Regions from separate parts of the Mus musculus genome. Here region 2 is linked to region 1. A link is a loop called in an ENCODE intact Hi-C map of the cell type or tissue named here. Cell type or tissue: left cerebral cortex. All regions are shown on one strand. Links, peaks and the distances in the headings refer to the core of each region. The heading gives the core; the rest is flanking DNA. Region 1 holds the start of Cox7a2l (cytochrome c oxidase subunit 7A2 like). Region 2 overlaps Mta3 (metastasis associated 3).

Region 1 (8,396 bases), core at 1-2,500:
AACCTCAGCAGCTACCAGACACAACACAGCACTAGACACTGAACACCTAAACACTCTTGAGACTTTTCCTCCTCAACCTCCCATACGACCCTTCTTGGCCTCCTCTCTCCTGAAAGCACATCTACTCTTGTAATGAAATCATACTTAAACACTGTCCCTTAAGATGGAGTGTCCCATAGGGGTAGAAAAGAGGCAGTAATGACAATCTCTTTTACAGCCCATACAGGTCACTTACTATTCAAGGTTTTTCAGCTTCGTGTCCCACCAAGGCTTCTCGAACTATGCTGAGCAGTGATTCAGTTCAGGAGAATATATAGCATTTATCCAGCACCAACCATCTGCCAGAAAATCTGCTCACTCGACACATCACATTTAACCCAAGTTAATGCTGCCCCGAATTAGAAGGGGCAGTCAAGGTCACTAGATTAAGGCTGCTAAATTCAGTACTAACCCAGTATTAAGTGGAACTCTAAAATACCACATTTTCACAACACTGAGATTGGAGATGGGAACGCCATTGATAGGATCTAACTGGAACCTGGATAATGTCAGATTGCCCAGTAGTCAACGGTCACCGTCTGCCACTTTAAAACTAGCAAAAGCATAAACCTCGTTGGGTGTCACTTCCGATGCTTTCCCCAGTATGTATGTATGTATGTATGTATACACATATATATATTCCCATGCCTTATGAGCGAGCTTCTCAAATCCGCCCTCCCAGTCTTCCATTTGGTAGCTGGGTAAAGCTGCTTTCTGGGCTGTGACAGGGCCAGTAACAAGAGGAAGTCACAAAGGCCACCTCAACCAGAGAGAGCAGAAACCCAAACACAGTTATGTCACCTTCTGCAATCCTTCACAGATTCTACGGGAAATCCACCTTAAACAAGCAACCACCCCAGGGGTCACCTTGACCCCCGCAAGGTATCAGACCTGAGTTCAGTGCCATGCAAACCTCGCCTAGGGTGCAGCACACACCCAGAAACCTCGGCGACCGCTCCAAGCCTGCGTGGTTAAGGACACCAGGGGACACCAGCAAGCCGGACCGGTCGGCCGGCAGAAACCCTTCACGGCTCGAACCTCGCAACTGCCTGCCTCGGGCTGCTGTTCTCCGGCCCAAGGCGACGCGGCAAAAGTGTACCTGCGGGGTGTAGGCTTCCGAAGCCCAAGCTCCAGCCAACTTCTGCGTGAAACTGCTAAACTTGTAGTACATGTTGGCGGAGGCCCGCTTCGCACCGCCGCTGCCTGTGCGACCGCCCTAGAAAAGGACCCGGCTTCCCCTTAGGCCCGCCCAAAGCTCAGCGCAAGGACCTTAATCCAAAATGCGGACTGTCTAGAGAACGCCTGACTTAAAACATAGCCTCCTACGCAACGTCGGGGGGAAAAAACCGCGCTTTCTCAAGACCTAGAAACGAAAACAAACTCTAAAAGACATGGAAAGAGGCTGTGTTCAGGCTTCCCGAAAACTCAGGCTTCTCTGTACCACTCACTTGGATGTGGGCAGTGCCAAGGCGCCTTGACAGGTGCGCAAGCGTCCTGTGGACAAAGAGGGCGGCTGAGAGCGACACAGTCGGTCAGAGCGAGTTCTGGGCGGGGCCTAGAGCGGGGGCGGGCCCAGGACGTGGGTGGGGTCTCGTCAGGCCCAGGTCCCGCCCCATTTCAGGGTTATTAGTATCTGTTGAGGGGTCTTAATGTACCAAGGGTTGTTAGGAATTTCACCTCAGTTATGACAAGAACAGCTCTTTGGAGCCGTGAGTGCATCGCCTGTAAGCAAAATCCTGTCTCAATGCCGGGAAAAGTGACAGGAAAGGAAAGAGAGTGGGAGAGAAGGAGATAGGAGAGAGAAGAGGAAAGGGGAGAAAAGAGAAGAGAGATCAAGGAGGGAGATGGTGAGAGGAAGAAAGGAAAGAAGGGGTAGAGGGGAAGAGGAAAAAGAGGTGAGGGAGAGAGAGGAAAGAGGGAAGAAAAGAGGGAAGGAGGAGAGAAAAGAAAGAGGAAGGGGAGAGAGGGAAGAAAGGAAAGAGAGGGAAGGGAGAAAAGAGGGAAGAAGAGGGAAGGAAAGAGGGGAGAAGGAAAGAGAGAGAGGGGAGAAGAAGAGGGAAGAATCTATAGGCTTTGTGTAGACGTAAACTTAAAGCACCTGTGTGTGCATCTTGCGCTTTTGAGAGTGAGATTTTGTCAGCATTCATTTGGTTGCTCATCTCTTCCTAGGCCCTGTTCTTTGAGATAAACGTATGCAGGGGAGGTGACTGGGAACACTTGTGAAATCTCTACCTTCTGCTTGAATGATGCGCAGTTACAGCTTCCTGGTTATGGTTATACTCTGCCGCACCATGCAGTGTGACTTAAGCTTCCACTCTGAGTCGAATACTGCATAAACAGAGTGTGCCGGCTTCCTAACCTCCAGGAACAAGTTTTTAGTCCTATCATTTAACCAGAGGTTTTTGCACACACATTATAGATTTATGCATACTATATTTTAAATGTAAGTTGGTAATGAATAGCTGATGATGCCAAGCTTAACATAGTATTTTCTCTAAATGCATTGAACCCCCACAACCCGAGAATTGGTACTATGACCATCTCTATTTTACAGCACAGAAGAACGGAGCGACTTGCTGAGGACAGCAATTAGTGGCAGAGTCAGGCACCAGGCTCAAGAGTACAGATAAATAGATATAAATCCAGGGCTGGAGAGAGAGCTCAGCGGTTTTAAGAGCACTGACTGCTCTTCCAAAGGTCCTGAGTTCAAATCCCAGCAGCCACATGGTGGCTCACAACCGTCCAGAATGGGATTGACACCCTCTTCTGGAGGATCTGAAGACAGATACAGTGTACTTACATATAATAAGTAAATAAATCTTTAAAGAATAAGAAGAAAAGACTCAAGGCTGAGCACTCTAGAGCAAGGGTGTGAATTAGCATCCTGCCTTTGTCTTCAGCACCTCAAATACCCTGAACAGCAAAGATTCCAGCAGCTTCTAATGATGAGTAATCCAACCTTACTGTCCACCCAGGCTTAGTTGCTGCAACCAACACCATGACCAAAAAGCAAATTGAGGAGGAAAGGGTTTATGCAGCCTACACTTCCACATTGCCGTTCATCACCAAAGGAAGTCAAGACAGGGAGTCAAGTAGGGCAGGAACCTGGAGGCCAAAGCTGATGCAGAGGCCATGAAGGGGCAGATCTTACAGGCTTGCTTTCTCTGGCCTGCTCAGCCTGCTTTCTTATAGAACACAAGACCAACAGCCCAGGGATGGCACCACCCATAATGGGCTGGGTCTTCCCACATCAATCACTAGTTAAGAAAATGCCCTACAGCCAGAGTTTATGAAGGCATTTTCTCAATTGAGGTTCCCTCCTTTCAGATAACACTAGTTTGTGTGTCAAGTTGACATAAGTCTAGCCAGGGTGATACCTTTACAAAGGCATGGTATGATGTAACACAAAGAAAAGAAATTTAAAAAAATCACAATTTCTGTTTGAGTTCTAGTTTCTCTGCAGCTGAATGATTTAAGCCTGATGATGGCCCTTTGTGAAACCTCATTCCCTCTTCAATGGAGGGGTAGCCATCGTTACCCCGTCTCCTTTACTCACGATCAGAGACTCAACCATTCAGGAGACTATAAAGCTTATGTAAAGTTCATGACCTAAGCTGCTTTGTCCTTTCGGGTCTCAACAGAACTTGGCTATAGACAAGAAGATCAATTAACTTGTGTGACAGTGTGTCTATGCTTGGGCTAGAGAGGGGCACTATTAGGAGGTGTGGCCTTGTTGGAGTAGGTGTGTCACTGTGGATGTGGGCTTTAAGACCCTCATCCTAGTTGCCTGAAAGTGAGTTTTCCACTAGCAGTCTTCAGATGAAGACGTAGAACTCTAAGCTCCTCCTGCACCATGCCTGCCTGGATGCTGCCATGCCCCCACCTTGATGATAATGGACTAAACCTCTGAACCTGTAAGCCAGACCCAATTAAATATTGTCCTTATAAGAGTTGCCTTGATTATGGTATCTGTTTACAGAAGTAAAACCCTAACTAAGACAGCATGGTTACTTAGATCTCAGTTATTCTAAGTCAGTGGTTCTCAACCTCCCTAATGCTGTGACCCTTTAGTACAGTTCCTCGTGCTGTGGTGACCCCCAACCACAAAATTAATTTCATTGCTACTTCATAACTGTAATTTTGCTACTGTTATGAATTGAAATGTAAATACCTGATATGCAGGGTATCTGATATGCGACCTCCCCCCCAGGCAACCCACAGGTCCACAGGTTGAGAACCAAGAAGAAGAGGAGGAGAAGGGAGAGGAAGAGGAGGAGAAGGAGGAGGGGAGGGGGAGGGGAAAAGGAGGAGGAGGAAGAGGAGGGAGAGGAGGAGGCAGCAACAACTTGCTAACATATACTGGTTGTAAGGAAAGGTTTTTCCTAGGTTTATACGGAATAAGAAAAGTGAACGGCTTAGGACAGCTCCCATCTTCATCCTGTCTTCCAGGCATATTTTGGAAGAGGTAGGAGAGAGTGCTGCCCAGTGTCTAGCGGCATCCAGGTGTGGCAGCTACTTGAAGTATAAAGGTGCCTGTCAACACTGCTTATTTTCTTAAAATCCCTGCCTTCTGATTTTAGATCCTGCAAGACATAAATTAAGAATCCTGAAAATGTTACACCAGCCGGGCTGTTCAGTGGGAGATAAAATGTCAGTAGCAGAGTGTGGGTTGGGATGTCACATGGAGTGGCTGATCACAGAGAGATTTTTGTCTCATTTCCCAAATAAGATGCAGCAGCCTCTGACAGCACTGAGGCACACTCTCCTCACCCGCACCGCGCATCCCACCCAGCACCAGACAGCTTCTTTTTTTTTTTTTTTAAATCATGATACCTTCAGGTTGTTCTCCAGATGGACTTCTAAAGGGAAGTGACCAGAGCCCAGGGTATAAAAGCTTGCCAAATGCTGAGTGATATGACCAAGTGCAGATGCCAACTGGTGGACCAGAAGAAATGCTGCTGCTTTTGAGGGCTGTGTGCTAACGGCCTCTGGAAGGCTGCTCTCTGAGAGCATGTAGGCCGTGGATGGAAGCCAATATAAAGTTTAAACTGAGTTATGCTCAACATAGATAGGATCTGCCTTGTGAAATAATTCTTAATTTTTAATTCTCTTAATCTTTCCTAGAATTGGCTTTTTTTTTTTCTGTTTTGATTGACACATGGTAGGTAAGATAGGGCTAATGTGGGAAGCCACATATGCCATTACAAGGTGGCGCTGGCTACCGCTGGCCACCACGCATAAGTCTGGGTAAGCAACCAATGTGTACATATGCAGTAAAGTTTTTCACCAAGTCACTGCCTGGCCTGGGCATGATAATGAGGCTCTGCAAGGTACTGAGAGAGAATAACCAATCAGATGAGAGACATGCAAATGAGGTATGATAATGAGCCTCAGTGAGGTACTGAGAGAGAATAACCAATCAGATGAGGAACATGCAAATGAGGTAGAATGTATAACCAATCCGGGTGTGAGAGACGCCTCTCCTATGCCTATATAAGCAGCACCAGTTCTGGGCTCAGGGTCTTCTTGCCTATACAGTAAATGCTCTCCCAATAAACGTGTGCAGAAGGATCCTGTTGTGGCGTCTGCTTTGCTGGCGAGTCGGGCTCACAGGCTAAAAACACTTAGGCCCCATAACAGTCAGGGTGATTGTGAACCCTCTTTTGGGTCCCTTACATTTTTCCTTGTTCCCAAAGGAGTCATATATTACCTGCTTTGACGTCTCCTGTTAGAAGTAGATACTCAAGGTTTTGTTGGTGAGCATTTGTCTTAGGGATATTTCCCATGAAGAAGTGATGTCCAGGGCAGAGTCCCAAAGAAACCCCACCTTTCCTTGCTGTATTGCTTATTTCATTGCCAAATGTGTGTACTGGGTGACACTTGTGATCCTGGGATGTGTGCAGGTGAGTTGTGGCCATTCTGAGGTTGTGTCCCTGGTGGGAAATGGGGTGGAGCAGGTGTGGTGTCAAAGTGACATTATACCTCTCTGTGACTTGTATCCACCATCCTTGGCAATAAGGAAATAAGCAGGAACAGGAAGAGAGGGAGTATATTTCCTCACAATCTGATATTTAAAACTGCTGCCGATCACCCTCCAGAAAACCTCTGGAAAAGCGCTGGAAAAGCACACTGAGGGCCAAGCTCAGTTTCTGATGCTTATGGTGACACCCTGGGCAATTATTTGGTAATTTTCATGTGGAAGAAAACTCAGCTGTTACCTTTTATTCCTTTTTTTTTTTTTTTTTTTTTTTTTTTTTTTTTTGTGAAATAATCCCTTAACTGGTATGTGGAGTTTTCTCTTCAAAACCTAAAATCTAGGATTATATTTTTACTTTAAAACAGCCCTTTGTAGAAGCCTGGCCTAGTCATAGCCAGGAATGTCTGAATGGCCCATTTCTAGCCCAAGGGACAAAGAAGCGGCAGCTGAGTCAGGACAGCTTTCTTGCAGTTTGGGATGGACATATTGGCATCATCTCCCTACTCTGACCTTCTTCTCACTGTTGAATGGCAACATGGCGCAGGAAGCTGCCTCCGAGTTGCCTGCCTGCCTGCCTGCCTGCTTCCAAGTAAGTCAAAAGCGCATCCAAGGAGATTATGGATTTAACTCAAGTTTGACACATCACATTTCATTTCACTGGTAAAGAAAGGCTGAGGTATGACTCATAATTTATTTTAAATCATTTTAAATACACTTAATTATGTGCAGTGAAAAGTTGAGCTCCAGAGCAAGACTCAAGCTGCTTTACATTAAATTGTCTATAAAAATACAGCATGTATATTGTTCTGTCCGCGGCACGGCAGGGAAACAGTGGCCTTCCCTAGTTTGGAGGTGACAGAGGGCTACTCCTAATCCCTGGGCATCCTTGCCCTCTGCATCATATACGTCTGCAGGATTGAAATGTTTTTACAATGTGCATATATTACCTTCATAAGTATGTGTACATTGTGTATACATACAATAACACACATTCCCTAAGAGGTGACCTGCTGTGCCGATACACACCATGAATGACAGCATCTGGATAAAGGCAGGTGGATCACTCTGAGTTTTAGGCTAGCTTGATCTACATAACGAATTCCAGGCCAGCCAGGGCTACACAGAGACATTCTGTCAAAACAAACAAACAAACAAACAAACAAAACAAAACAGACACCAAAACTCCCCAAAAGGCATATAAATTAGAATTTAGAAAATATTTCTTTTGTATCTATATTCCAAACTATAGTCAATTTCAGTCTTTCTTTAAGCACCCTGGATAGATGTGAGAACTACTGAGTGACAGTTTCCAAGTGCTAAAGCACTCAGGAATTGGCCCCAGGGCCATTTTGCACTCTAGAGCTAACACAATATAGTGCTGCTTTTTATAGACAGGATGAGTGAGTGAGTGAGTGAGTGAGTGAGTGAGTGAGTGAATAAGTCAGCAAATGAGTTCAAAAATGGACAAACACTACCTCCATGCATCCTGGTGAGAATGGACAGTCACTTCCACGCTCTGCCGACAGCTGAGAAGACTGGCAATTGGGAGGAAAGATGAAGAATCACACCCTTGAAATGAGGCTTAGTGGCACATCTGTAAGCTCAGCACTCAGGAGGCACACACAGGAGGGTCAGGGTTCAAGACCAGCATGAGTTAGATAGCAAAGCTGAGACCAGCCTGAACTACACCCCGATTGTAATCAAATCAGCGCACTCCTGCATCTCATTTGGATGATTGACAGGCCATTTTCTTCTAAGGCACTTCTTGTGAAAACTCTCACCTGAACCTATCCAGTATGAAAACATGGAGTAGTCTATGCCAGGGCTAGTCTGGAGATCTTGATCACAGACTCTAAATCCACCAGGTTTGTGCCCTTGTAATACTTCATTAGCTCCTCTTGACTACAGAATATATATATAAATATATAACAACAGGCTAATAGAATTGAATATGACAATATGGGCTGGAAAGCTTTAATACATATCTAATATATTAAGTGTGTGTGTGTGTGTGTGTGTGTGTGTGTGTGTGTGTGTATCAGACACAGACCCTGTTTGAAAAGTATCTGAGAGGAATGGGTTATAATTAAAACTGTAACCTAAAATATGGAAAAAAAATCCCTGGGAATCTAGCTTAACTGGTAAAGCGCTTATCACACAAATTTAAGTACCTGAGTTTGATCCTTAGCCCACACAAAAGAGCCAAGCACTGTGACCATGACGTATTCCTATACGTAGCAAGGGGAGGCAGAAAAAAGCTGACCTGAGGCTCACTGGCCAGCTAGCTTAGCCCGCCTGTGAGTGTGAGATCCAGTGAGAGAACCTGTCTCAAAAGGCAAAGAACATGAGGACTGAGGAATGACATCGGAGATGTCCTCTG
Region 2 (8,672 bases), core at 3,993-6,492, 270 kb after region 1:
ATAGTGAATAGAAATCTACAGCGCACTGAACAATTTCCAGTGTCAACACCATATGGAATTCAGAAAGTGCATATTTTAAACAACTGTGCTGGAGATGAAGGCTATGCAGTCTGGAAACCTGTGCTGTTCAAGTTAGGAAGTGTCCCCAAAGAAGGCACAGACACGGCACTAAGGGCAGTTTACTGTGTTTGGAAGGAGTGTTTTCCAAAAGTGTTGACTCCATTAGAAGTCTCAGGTTGTCCCTGAATAATTTTGTCTTCATCTGTAGGACAACTGGAGGGGGCGTTTGAGTCTCTCTGGGGACAGTGACTGTACTTGACCCCCATTCCATTTGCCTTTATTTCTGTGCTGATCATGGTGTAGATCCGACAATATGTTCACCTTCCCATTCTTTGCCTGCGTTTGGCCCCTCCGTGACTTCCCATGCAGCGGTCTGTGAGTTCAGACAGGCTTGACGGGTCTTACAGAGCCAGGCACAGTACAGACCGGCAATCCCTGCACTTGGGAGTCTGAGGCAAGGCTGAACAGCATGGTGGTGAGTTCCAGGCCAGGCTCAGCCTAATAGCGAGCTCTGTCTCAGAACTGACTGATAGTTAGTTACTGCATGTGCTCCATCACGTGAGGGTACAGCTCTGTTCCATTCTATTCTGAGTAACTACAGTCACTCTCTCTTGCATAGAGTTTAGATACTAAATAATTTTTCTAAAAGCAAATGTTGTATTGGGGGTGGGGGGCAGTGTTTGCACGCATATTCCTTTCAGAAAGACAAGAGGTAAAATGGGAAACTAAACCTGTAAAAATAAGAATGGCCCTTGTCACTGTCCTGAGAGTTGGAGGTAAAGCTTCGTGGTAGAGCACGTGCTTGGCATATGTGGGGCCACAGGTCCAAATCACACACTCACGCACACCAGAAAAGTCCTTAGAGTTTCCTCATAGAAGATTGGGCAGCTGCCAGACATGGTGACGCACGCCTTTAATCCCGGCACTTGGGAGGCAGAGGCAGGCGGATCTCTGCAAATTCGAGGCCAGCCTGGTCTACAAAGTGATTTCCAGGACAGCCAGGGCTACACAGAGAAAACTTGTGTCAGAAAACAACAACAACAATAGAAGATTGGGAAGTGGAGTTTTGCGTATGCTTACAGTTCTGTGGTTCAGAAGCTAATGGCTCTCTTAAAAGTTACTGAGGCTTTAGCTTATGTACATGGAAGAAGTCTTAAGATAATGAATTGTGCACTGTAAGGCAGATGGGGTGTTAATGATTGGTATGCATTCCACGTAAAACGTCTTGTCTATCTTTTGAATTAGAAGCGCCTAAAGGCCGCAGAAGCCGAGAGCAAACTGAAACAAGTGTACATCCCGACTTAGTAAGTAATCGAGTCCTTTGAGACATTGTCCTGCTCTTAACCCTGCCCTTCCAAGCACGCCATTTGTTCGCTGTGACAAACCTGAATAGTTTTGTGTGTCTTTCTTACCTGTTTTTCCTCCTCGAAGCTCAGAACTTGTTTTCTGTTGTCCTACGCAACAACTTTGGGAAGGAGTGGGTGACCTGCACAAGGGCTGGAGGCTCAAGCGCAGCTTGTTTTTGTATGAAGCTACAGGGCAAGTGTCAGATGTCCCTGTGAGAGAGAGAGTAACCGTGTTACTAAAAGCAGCTGTTTGACACAGCTAGGACTTAGTGAGAATTCTGCAGGGCAGGAGGAGCGTCCTTGGGTAGTGTGCCTCGTTACTGTGAGGTGTGTTGTTTGCATGATTTGCTGAGGGGTTTACGTTGTTTTCTTGGACCACACTTCGTGAGGAGATGGTCAATAGGTTCTGGTTGTTTCCTGCATCTAGCATCCTATCACATCTTTTGGGTTTTCAGGTCATGGTCGTATAAAAGTGAGTGTCAGTTTTCTTTTCACTCCATCTGTGTTAAGGGCATCACACTCGTCCATCGTTGATGTCTTAGGTTTGGTTACTCAAATCTACGACAACTTTCTCTTTGCCACTTCAAGATTTTTCAAATTCTTTGAGCTAAAACCAGCAATTCTGTGTAGATGTTTCTGTGCTGGGTCTGGGTATATTGCATAGTACATGTTCGTACACGCAGGAGGCTTCGCGGACATTTACCTCAGGGCATAACTGATGTACTTGTCATGGTTCTTGTTGTTTTGTTGTTGTGTGTGTGTGTGGGGGGGTGTTTTGTTTTGCTTTCTATTTTTTTATTATTTTGAGACAGGGTTTCTCTGTGTAGCTCTGGCTGTCCTAGAACTTACTCTGTAGACCAGGCTGGCCTCGAACTCAGAGGACTGCCTGCCTCTGCCTCCCGAGTGCTTTAGATTAAAGGCGTGCGCCACCACACCTGGCTTTCTTTTACTTTTTGAAAGCTGTAATTTACACATCCCATAATTATTCTATTTCTTCTGCAGTGTTGTTTTGATATCCTTTAAAATTATGTATTTACTTTACAAATTCAAAATATGTTGTTCCACAAGAAAAACCCTGGTTGTGACTCAAGTCTGAGCTTCTCAGGGCAAACAGCCTTGCCCCTGTCCCACAGTGCCCCACAGTGCTGACACCTCAGAGCGAACACGCGGCACCTGTGGGGACTCAGTGACCCAATGACTGATTTTATTCAATGTACCCTGGCTTTGGTGTCTTTATCTGAGCCAGGGATCCACACAGTAGTCTGGATAAAAATCTCAATTGTCAACTGTTTCTGAAAATAACTTTCCCTGGAGCACAGTCTTGCGTATTAGTTATAGATTGTCCAAGCCACCTGCAATAATGTCACAAGCACACAATTTAGTTGTTGTGACTGTGTTACCCACAAACTTAAACTTCTTTACTACTGAGCCATTTATAAGAAAAGTTTCCTACATCTAGATTTAAATGATCCTTGGAGAACAATTTCTAATCATACTCATAAAAAATATGCCTCGTTTGCATTGTTTAAAAATAAGCTGAGTAACAGAGTTGTATGTAAATCTGGTTCCTCCCCAATGAATTTCCCAGTTAACTGGGAAATAGAATGTTGTTATTTCAATAGATCATGAAAGCTCTTTTTCTGTCCTGTTTTGAACCTGGCAGCCTCCTACAGTCAAAACCTTGTGTTTAGTTCCGAGGGCAGGTTAAGAAGATCAGCTGCCCTCCAGAGGCATGTGGTACAGACCTTGCGCAGACCTTGCCTGCTAAGAACAGTGACCAAGAAGATAGCGTTGGGGGAGGAGCTGTAAATATTTTGTTATGCCCCCCCCCCAAAAAGAGTCTTTGAGGAAGTAAGTGTGAGTGCACATGGCTGCAGGCAGTTGCACTGAACAGCGAGTGGTGTCCTGAGCTGGGACAGGACCGAACACAATAGAGGAGCCTGGAGAAAAATGGTGTGCCTGGTGTGAAGAGAGTAGTCAGCCAGCCCCAGGGGCAGGGCAGTGCAGTATGGGTACCCATGATTTGAAGAATGGACAAATTTGAAAGAGGAGTCATGGTCTTGAAGATGACAGGTTTCATTTGGATCCAGGGAGCAGCAGGGCATATATGGGGAGACTGGCTATGGGTGCTCAGGAGGAGAGATGGCACCAGCTTGACCTAGGAAGAGCTTTGGAAGCGGTGCTGTTTGGGAGGTGACTGACCTCGGCTTGTCAAGGTTAGGTCCACAGTTAGGTGACTGTTCCTGCGAGTCACCAAGCTCAGAGAAGGTGGCGCAATATTAGGTGAGGCCACTGCGAGTTTGTTCCATCATAAAAGGAGTAAGGAATGTAAGTGCAGCATACACTGAACACACTGACCAGTACACAAAGCCACTGCATTGTGGGCACCAAGAAATGTTTATGAAAATATTCCGTGAAACTGTCCTTCCTCTAAAACACCCTCCCACGGTCTCTCACAACCTGGAACATTTTATACCTGTCATTATCCTCCCTGGACCTGCCTCAAGTTACTATTTACACATAATAATCAGAGTTGTGAACGGTTGTGAGCCACTGTGTGGGTGCTGGGAATCAAACCCAGGTCGTCTGCAAGAACAGCAAGTGCGCTTAACCACTGGGCCGTCTCTCCAGCCCAGCACTGGCCCTTCTTAGACTCAAATCTTTAGTCCTGCATTTAAATGCCAAGTTTCCACATTTCTGGGAAACGTTTCACTAGATTTAAGTGAGTAGGGGCATTGTTTGAGCCAGTCCATGGCAGAGTCCTTTTCAACTGGAAATGTTAACACCTCTTTGGGAACTTGAGTTTCTCTGAACTACTTCCTTTCTTTTCTTTTTTGAGACTCTCTCTCTCTCTCTCTCTCTCTCTCTCTCTCTCTCTCTTTCTTGCTCGCTCGCTCTCTCTCTCTCTCTCTCGCTCTCTCTCACTCTCTCCATAACCCTGGCTGTCCTAGAACTCACTTTGTAGACCAGGCTGTCCTTGAACTCACAGCGATGCCACTGCCACTGTCTGGAGGCTGTGATTAAAGGCTTACAGTGCCAGCCCCGCTTCTCTTCTTTTTGTTCCAAAAATACTAAACAAACAACAAAACCTGTTTCGTTTGTTTGTTTGTTTGTTTGTTTGTGAATGTGTGTGTCCTGAGCTGGGGAGAGGGGTCTCACAGTGTAACAGAGATGAAAGGTTCACTAGCAGGAAGCTCTTCTGGGGCAGATCTTTGTTTCCTATGTAGTGAGTCTGTATTTCTGAATGGTGTGCACTGTGCATGCAGCTGTAGGCACAGCTCTAAGCAGGGGTTAGCCTACTGTCAGCTCTGTTTACATAGTAAGTGCCCTGACATGTGCAGCCTATGTGTTTAAAGAGTTAGAGCTGTGCTGGCCAGTCTGCATTCAGTTTTACCAGCGTCTCTGATGCGTTTGTACTTAGCCTCCTGACCTATGTCTTTTTTTCTCCTAAAAGTGTTTTCTTTTTTTTTTTCAAAGATTTATTTATTATTATACATAAGTACACTGTAGCTGACTTCAGACATACCAGCAGAGGGCATCAGATCCCATTACAGATGGTTGTGAGCCACCATGTGGTTGCTGGGATTTGAACTCAGGACCTTCCGAAGAGCAGTCAGTGTTCTTACCCGCTGAGCCATCTTGCCAGCCCCTGAAAGTGTTTTCTTAAAACAGAAGAGGGAAAAACAAATCTAAAACATGAACTCAAAAGCTTTCTCATCCAATTGCTAATCTGCCTCAGAAAACATAATGTGAATTTTTATCTCGAGCTTGGGACAGGTGCTCCTTGGCTGTGTGTGGCGGGTGGCCCTGCAAAGCTAGCCTCACCCCCTCGGGAGCACTGTAGCGGCCACAGCGTCATCCCAAGCAGGAGAGGAGCCAGGGCTCTTCCAGCCCCACAGCACTGCCCTTACCTTAACACCCAATCAAAGGCTGTCTTTGTCAGGAAAATGTCTGATGAAGATAAAGCCCAGGGGCTTCTGTCTTTCAAAAGTACAGCGAGCTGTGGAGAATTGGCACCGGTATGGTGTCCACAGGAGCCATGCCTTCGCCGCAGAGTGCCTGAGACAGGACTCTGGCTGTTTTATAGCTCTGTTTTGCAAAATGAGTGCCTTGGTTTTATTTTGTTTCTTTTTTCTTATCATTGCACCAAATATACCCTCTTATGTAAGTTCCTGGAATCATGTGTGCCAATGTATTTCGTTTTGTTTTGTTTTTTTTTTTCTTTTTCTTTTGGTTGTTGTTTGGTGTATGTGTTTGCGGTTGTTGTTATTTTTTTTTTTAGGTTAGTGTACAAAGTCCTGGGTCCATCCCAGCATCCTTGTTCGCACCTCCCACCATACTTCCTTTTCATTGTCTCCCTTCACTGCCTCCCATACTTGGGTGCATCTTCACACCCTGCTTTTCCCAGTCTCTGTCTTCCTCACTAAATGGATTAAGTATCTGTTCGTATTTCAGGGAAGGGAAATTAGTAAGGAGGTGCCTGCTTTTGACCTTGTCCTACAAATTGTTTTTATCATCTCACTTTACATTTCATTGAAAGCAGCAAACCAAATCCCAACCAAATCTCCAGCAGCAACGGCAAGGCTGGCACTGTGAATGGAGCTGTGGGGACCCAGTTTCAGCCCCAGAGCGCCCTCCTAGGGCGAGCCTGCGAGAGCTGCTACGGTAAGTCTGCTCAGGCCAGGCCTGGCTAAGTGTGGGAACTGTCCTCTGCTGTGGGGTGGGTTACTGAGAAGGTTCTAGAAAGCATGCCTGCTGCTCAGAGACAGGGCAGCGTCTCTTCAGTGAGCGGGTGTCCGCTCCCCCCCCACCCCCACCCCCACACACAAGCCCACGCTGGGATCAGTGGATATTGGCTGAGCGCTCTTGCTAAGGTGAGTGTGCATTGGCTCTGGTTTTCTTCTGTGGATCTATGCTTGCTGGCAGGGTTTGTTTGTTTGTTTGAACTGTATGCTGTTATATTCACTTTGTGCTGTGATACATACCAAATCCCCTCTTGGAGTTCCTCAATGTCCTCTGACAAATTAAATGTGTCTGCTACTTGTAGCGAAGAGGCAGGTGTGGGGATAAGAGCTTACAGCCCTCAAGCTCCCAGGGCACCAGGTGGGGAAAGGCCAGGTTATGATATTTGCTTTTGGCCTCGGGCCTTACTGTGCACACCTCTGCTTGCAGGGTTCTTATGTGTGCCCCTGTTGTATGGGGCTATGGAGATGGTCTGGCCCGCAGCCGATACATTGTATGTTTTAAATCTCAAACAACAGCAGAGGCTCTCCTCTCTGTCATTGTTGCTATGGGTCAGGTTCTTGAGGCAGGGTCTCCCTCGAGCACAGGCTGGCCTCCAACTCGCCACCCCCTTGCCTCAGCATCCTCTGGAGAGATTGGATCACAGACATGTGCCACCACAGCCCAACTCTATTTCTTCTTCTATGTGTGCACATTCCTATGTGGGTATACACGTGTGCAGGTGGACGTATGTATATGTGTCCTTGGTGCCCTCATCTGGATGTCAACAGTCAAGTTGGGGACTAGAGAGCTAGCTCAGGGGTAAAGAGTCTAAGGAAAAGTATCAGCCCAGGATCAGGTTCTCACACAAAGGAGAGCCAGTTGCCCCAGAAGGACAGAGGACAGGGAATAAGAGACAAACATAGGAGATGGAGGATGAGGAGGAAGGAGAGGAGGCGGGGGGAGGGGTGTCTGTCTCATTGAGGCCTCTGCAGAGAGAGGAGACGGACGAGCGCATAGGCAAATGGAGGCTTATAAAGGTACAAGGGGAGTCTTAGTGTTAGAGTGAGGTGACTAATTTTAATTGGGCATGTTAATTAGATGAGCCAAAGGGGGCTTTGGATTGCAGAGACTTTGATTGCTGGACCTTGGTAGTCAGCCTAAGGAGGAGGAAGTGGCCAAGTAAGGAAATAGGCCTTGTGGTTAGCTTTAGGGATGTAGTCTAACGGTTTTCAGTAAGGCAGAGGGAATGAGGGAGAAGGGTACGGCCTGCCAGAGCCATGCCTGCCACGCTCCACTCTCACCACTCTCCAGCGGGTGCCCTGATCTTGCAGAGGGCCTGAGTGTGGTTGCCAGCACTCACATCAGGGGCACACAATCAACTGTCACTTTAGCCCCAGGTGTGCCCGGCACCTTTGGCCTTCTAGGGCACCTGTACTCATGACACATGCATATAATGAAAATGTTGGTGCAAAATCTGCCTGGAAAAAGCCAACTTTATTATATGTTTTAAGTTAAAAGGGGAAAGGGGTTTGGCCTGGCTTGAAAGGAATTTTCCAAGAGCGGCACATGATGGAAGTTATTCTGAATTGGCTAAAGGCAACTACAACTACGTGTAGTAGTCTATTTTCTGGCTCTTTTGGTGTGGGTAGGGGACTGGACCCAGGGGCTTTCCATGCCCAGCCCAGGTCTAGTGCTAGCGGTAGTCCAGCTCTGCATGCTGGTTTGTGAGGTGTTCTTAGTGGACACCCTCCTGTGCTTGCTGACTTACAGGCAGGGACAACCGTTCAAACAGGCTCTGTGTAGTAGTCCGGGCCTGCATGTTTAACTGTGTTGCACCTCCTCGGTTCCCATCGCTCTTTGGCTCCGCTTCGGGAAGCTTTTCATGTGGGACCCAAGTGTGAGCGGCAGAAGCTGACACAGGCTGTGTGTCCAGCCAAACAGTAAACCAGCTGGGGTCAGGCCTTACTAAGCATGGTGCATAGGAGCTGTGCTCTGCTCACATGATAGGGACTTTCTGTATTCAGGAAGAAATTCTAAAGTGAGATTTTGTTTCCCGAGGAAAGAAACAGCAGGCAGGTTTCTGATTTTACCTGGCTCTCCTGACTTAGCAGTGAGTCCTCTCTTCAGGACCGTAGCAATCCTTAAGAGAGCTTCTAAACCACTCTGTTCAGGTTTTCCACACTGCCAAGGAGCTTCAGAGTAATAGTCATATCCATGGAAAGACTTATTTCTAGACATGTATATAATGAAGTAAATTTTAATTAACAAAATAAAGTCTCAGCAGCCTGAGGCATAAGTCAAGATGTGGCTCCTCTCAATAGATGTGACAAACATTTGATGCGTGCTGGAAACAAGCAACTTAGTATCTTCGGGGTACTGAAAACCGCACTCGCACATCTTGTGTGTGTTCATGCTTGGCCTACAGCCTTAGGAACTGGCTGTAGACAGGCCCATGCAATGCACTGTAAGGGAGCCGTGGCTTCAGGGTGTCTCTGAGGTTCCATTAATTTGAGATCATGGATTTCCTGGTCCCTTCCCCTC

The links. Hi-C counts contacts between places; a loop is a spot of excess contacts. Peaks named below come from ENCODE experiments on the same cell type or tissue, not always from the same donor. Only the 100,000 strongest peaks of a DNase experiment are listed, where the experiment ranks them.
Region 2: it touches region 1 in a loop (1.9-fold over the local background); 1 of 42 quality-filtered maps calls a loop at or near these places.

Annotation. Positions count from the first base shown.
Region 1 is chr17:83,513,066-83,521,461 of GRCm38, forward strand. It overlaps Cox7a2l (cytochrome c oxidase subunit 7A2 like), which reads right to left and starts at 1,268. Exons shown (of 3, transcript NM_009187.3): 1 at 1,139-1,268. The coding sequence starts at 1,210. In left cerebral cortex, for the core only: a CTCF peak has its summit at 1,542; DNase peaks (open chromatin) are centred at 377, 552, 1,314, 1,514 and 1 more place; H3K4me3 peaks cover 2,490 bases; H3K27ac peaks cover 2,224 bases.
Region 2 is chr17:83,782,972-83,791,643 of GRCm38, forward strand. It overlaps Mta3 (metastasis associated 3), which reads left to right. Exons shown (of 17, transcript NM_001379391.1): 11 at 1,306-1,364; 12 at 5,950-6,071. Among named protein-coding and RNA genes, the nearest start is that of Gm46597, 9.3 kb to the left of the region's middle. In left cerebral cortex, for the core only: CTCF peaks have their summits at 4,949 (motif pointing right) and 6,037; a DNase peak (open chromatin) is centred at 6,019.